Linked DNA regions of Homo sapiens: region 1 is linked to region 2. Evidence: read pairs that join two places in POLR2A ChIA-PET (ENCODE). Cell type or tissue: Caco-2. All regions are shown on one strand.

Region 1 (2,500 bases), 310 kb before region 2:
CAGGACACACAGCTCAGCCCTGAACAGAAGCTGAAGATTCAAGGTAAGATGAAGCAAAAGGAGCTGGGACAGGCTGAGGAACGCTTTCCCCTAAGTCACTTCCATTCAACTTGAACCCTCGCATTGACTGAGCACCTGGAACAGACAAAGCACCAGGCCAGGCATATTGTGGGCCTTGACCTGTGCATTATAGGAGAGAAGACTTCGGGAGGAGAATCCAGGCCCTGCCACATACTCTCTCAGTCCCCTTCCCTGCACAGATCTGGCAGCTCTCTACTTCCTCTTGGGTTCCTCCCTACCTCGGTTTGTCCGACTTTTAAAGTCAGCAACACAGGGCTGGCCAGGGTGATTTACCCCTGTAATCCCAGCACTTCAGGAGGAGGCGGGAGGACCACTTGAAGCCAGGAGTTCAAGACCAGCCTGGGAAATATAGCAAGACTCCTTCTGTACTGGGTGTGGTCCCAGCAACTCAGGAGGCTGAGGTGGGAGGAACACTTGAGCCCAGGAATTGGAGGCTGCAGTGAGCTGTGATTGTACCACTGCACTCCAGCCTGGGCTACAGAGTAACACCAGTCTCTTAAAAACAAACAAACAAACAAACAAACAAACAAACAAAACAAACAAAAACCCAGCAACACAGAAGAGCTATGATCCAGGTACCATGCATTGTCATCCTGAATTAGGGTGAACAACCATCCTGGTGTCCCTGGGACTATCCTGGCTTTAACTCTGAAAATTCCACATTCTGGGAAGGTCTTCAGTCCCGGGCAAATGGGACAGTTGGTCACTCTGACCTGAACTCACTGGATACTGGAAAGGAACAATCTGGGAAGAACTGCCCTAATAATAGGTAGTCTATTCTCTTCTCTATCTACTAAACTTTCTTTTAGGTGTATTTAGATTATTTATTATGTATTTAAGTAGCAGCGAGATGTGTGCCAGGGTTGACAATACCGACCCTTGTGGAATGATTTTTACATGAATTCCCTTTGTCAAGATGCTCTCAGTCTGTACCCAGGGTGGTTTTTTCACCCCCTCCCCCAACTGTCCAACTCCCCCCAGGGTGTTATATGTGGGAAGTTCACTGTATCTGTTCCTGGAAGGACACGGTTGAAATTTCATTCACTGCCTTACACAGTGTCCCCCTCCTGAGACCCATGGTGGGAATTTCTCTCCCTGCTGGGGAGAGATGTGACTTCCTTTGCCTGGGCTATTAGAAAGGTGGGTCCCCTTTGGGGTTGTCTTGTAGCAAGTATGGATCCCTGGCACGTGGAGTAAACTCTTCCTGCTTCGTCTTATTTTCCTACCCGTATTTTCTGTAAGCTATTTAGACATATTAATAGGATGAAACTAAGCTATGTTTTGAGCCCTAAGTTACCCTAGTTGTGAGACTTGATGGGAGTGGAATGCTTTGCTTGTTTGCCCGTGAAAGCCTCTCAAAATTCCCTCTCTCGAAGGTAAATGGCTGGCTTCACAAACCTTTGTGCGGGCCCTTGCAGAAGGACACAGATGACAGCCACGGGCTCTTTTGAGGAGCTCTTGCAGCTTTTCTGTGCGGGCAGAAGGAAGTTATTTGAGAGAAGCAGCAAGACCACCATGCCCAATAGGAGCCTTCCATCGGGGGCTGAAGTGGAAGAGTAACTTATTCAGGGTGCAGTGGGATAATGTTGTGAACTAACCAAACATTTAGTCCCTCATCTGTCCTTGTAATTGACAGTGGATAGACAGCCAGAAAAGAAGTCAGGAGTATTCATAGATTTTGAGGATTCAACCAAGGGAGGTCCCATGTGTTGCTCTCTCTGGGCCAAAGCCTCCGGTAGGGGGAAAAAAGTTCTGGGGAAATCAATCAACAGAGGAATCCTGGGTCTCCCACTCCTCGGCCCAGCTCTGGGCGGTAACAAGATCCCCGGACAGAAATGGCTGCTCAGGCCCTGAGTCGCATCAGGGTTTATCCAGCCTCTCAGGGGTCCCATGGCCATAACCCAAGCTGGCTCTGAAAGCAGGGGAGAGAGAGCTTGGCTGAGGAACCCTGGAGAGTGGTAGCTATCTGTGCAGACTGAGGCCTGAGGCTGCATTCAGCTCTTAGAGGATGCTGACATGGACTGACAATGTCCCCAGGACCAGACCTGCCCACTCTCCTCGTCCCCACCACCTTGGCTTACAGAAGCCAACTCTCCCCCACTCAAGGAAAGGAAGTGACTCTGAATTGCTTGGGATAAATATGCCTCCAAATGGGGGGCTCAAAACAGACAATGAATGCAGTTTTAGAATAAATATGTGACATTTCTTTCACACTTGGCTGTGTGGGTTGAGGTGAGTGCTTGTTGGGTGTAATGATGCCACCAATGACCACAATGCAGATGATAAGAGCTCACATTCATTGAGCATTTGTCATGTCTGCTTCTCTGCTAAGCACTTTATATGAACAAACTCAAAATTCTTACAACAGAGAGATACTATGAAATCTCTCTCTCTTTTTTTTTTTAAGAAAGTTACTTGC
Region 2 (2,500 bases):
TGAGGCTGTGCAGGTTTCTCCACTGCCCAGGAGAGCTGGGTGTCTGCCCCCTCCATCCAGCGCGCCCAGCAGAGCTACAGGGACAGTGGCTTCGGATGAGCAACAGTCACCGAGGAATATGCTGAGCGAGTAGAGTCCAGGTCTGCATTCTGGAAGCTTAGGGTTAAGGGACTTAATAGGGCCAGTGCCTGGGACCTCTATACAACGCAGAATTGTGGAAAGCCTGCTTCCCACAGCAGGCTTCGGTGGTGACGGTTTTTTGTTGGGAAATCAGCAAGCCTCCTCTTTGCCTTTTTTGGAGACAGAGCAATCGGGCTTATGTGCTTGGGAAAGATGTGTTGGAGAATATGCTTTTCATTACATTACACAGAGGCAGACGAAGCTGAGGGTCAGGCCCAGGTCTCTGGAGCTGAGGCTTTAGTACCAATTTCCTCTGGAGGGGCGGCTGCCTGATGCACACTACTTTCCCAAGAATTTGACACTGTAAGACTCAGGACACGGGAATGAGAGGCTTGGAGAGTCCCGATGTCATCTCTTCCATTGGCTTTTTTCTTCCCTTCCCTTTTGATCTTCCCGTCCCAGGCCCGCCGTTTGTTTTCCATTATCCAGCTTCCTGCTCTCATGTCCAGAGTCCCAGGGCTCCAGTGTCCTGGCCCCCATCGGTGCCAGGGCTGCCCAGAAGGCAGACAAATCAGAGGCGTCGTAGCCTGGCGTCTCCTCGCATGTCGAGGGCCGCTTTCACCATCTGCTTTCAATGAAGTGTGGGTTTCGGTACATATTATGGAAACAGAAATGGAAAAACCATCGGGGTCCCTCCTGCAAAAACAATCATTATCCACTGAAATGAGCTCTTAGGAACTTCCGGGTGGAGAGCACATCACTATTAATGAAGAAGAATTCAGACAGGAATTCTGGCCGGGCTGGACAGACAGGAGAGGGAAGAAGAAATGGAATGTTCTGACTCACCCGGCAGTTAAGAGGAGAGTCCCTTAATAGAGCAAACAGAACAGTCCTACAGCCGCGGCTGTGGAATCTGCTGCCAGCCTGGTTTCTCTCTGACTCAGAATGTGGCTTTCAGGGCTATGGTGCTGGGGAGGTGGGCTCCATCACCCGAGGAACACCTAGCCCGCGACAGAGGAGATACGAGCACAAAGGCTGGGAATGCCATCTGCACTAGCAGGACCTGGCCAGCCCGGGTCCGCCGGTGCCAGGGAGGGCTAGGCCTCAGAGCCAGACTCACACCAGCCTTCCTGGAGGAATTTGCCATCCTTCACTCTCCCTCGCCCTGTGTACCCCATGTGCTGAGGAGTTGCAGTGTGAAGACAGGAGCCTCAACAAGTCTGCAGTTTAGCGAGCAAGAAAAGGAAGCATCAAAGCTGCATCAAACTTAGTGAGGATGGGGAGAAAGAGGAGTTTCCACAATGCCCTTGGTATTTTCTCCTCCTGAGAGAAGAGCCAGCCAGCGCTGCCCATTCTAGAGAGTGATATATGCATGCATCCTATGTGTGATTGCAGGACTGGGGCATGGTGCATGTGTGTGTGTGTGCGTGTGTGTGTGTGTGTGTATCAAAAGCCCACTTTCCCTCCGGTCGCCCATGCCTGAAATTCTACACGTAAAGGCCATTCTCTTCTTCCCTCTTCAGACACCATCATCTCAAAGAGAATAATACTTTATGCTTTATCAGTAATTGGCATCATTGGGGAAATTCATTCATCAGACTCTCCTCTTCATGGGAGCAAAAAGGGCTGAAAATGAGAATGCCGAGTACTGGTATGGGACCATGCAGGAGAGAGAGATGTGCTGGGCTTCCCAGCTGTGCTCAGGGATCCACACCTGAGTCCCAGCCTCTGTGCGGTGAGGGAGAGCAGATGAGCAGGGAAGAATGTGTCCTCCCTCCTCCCAGAGACCACCAATTTCAAGTCAATGCTTTTCAGGGAACAGCGTCTGTTGATAGGTAGCTGGTTTCCAAATCTGGATTCCTCATAGATGGGTCTGGCTTGGGACCCCCTCATTTCCAAATCCTGCACTTTCCATCAGCTGGCATTTCCATGTGTCTAGGGCTTAACTATTCTCAACCTGCTTCTGTTAAAATGGTGCAAAAGTAATTGCACCAACATAATACATAACTTCTCTCATGGATCCTCACAACAACGTGAACACATGGTCATTTTTACCTGTTGGGAAAAGACAGCGAGTGAAGCCAGGCATGGTGGCTCAAGCCTGTCATACCAACTACTTGGGAGGCTGAGGTGGGAGTATTGCTTGAGGCCAGGAGTTCAAGACTAGCCTGGGCAACATAGCAAGATTCCCCCATCTCAAAAATGAAAGAAAGAGAGAGAAAGGAAGGAAGCAAGGAAGGCAGGAGGAAGAAAGGAAGGACAAAACCAGCAAGAAAGAGTCTGAGGGGGAAAGGATGAGGAAACTCCTTCCCTCAGTTCCCTAAGCACCATGCTGCACACACCTGCAGGCACCTCACTGCATCAGAACCCAGAGTGCAGG

Evidence for each region. Peaks named below come from ENCODE experiments on the same cell type or tissue, not always from the same donor. Only the 100,000 strongest peaks of a DNase experiment are listed, where the experiment ranks them.
Region 1: POLR2A ChIA-PET joins it to region 2 with 13 read pairs; 2 of 35 experiments call an interaction of 5 or more read pairs at or near these places.

What each region holds. Positions count from the first base shown.
Region 1 is chr10:29,871,732-29,874,231 of GRCh38, forward strand. No RefSeq gene overlaps it. Among named protein-coding and RNA genes, the nearest start is that of JCAD, 190 kb to the right of the region's middle. In Caco-2, no CTCF peak of the experiment used is centred here; no DNase peak of the experiment used is centred here.
Region 2 is chr10:30,181,992-30,184,491 of GRCh38, forward strand. No RefSeq gene overlaps it. Among named protein-coding and RNA genes, the nearest start is that of JCAD, 120 kb to the left of the region's middle. In Caco-2, no CTCF peak of the experiment used is centred here; a DNase peak (open chromatin) is centred at 980.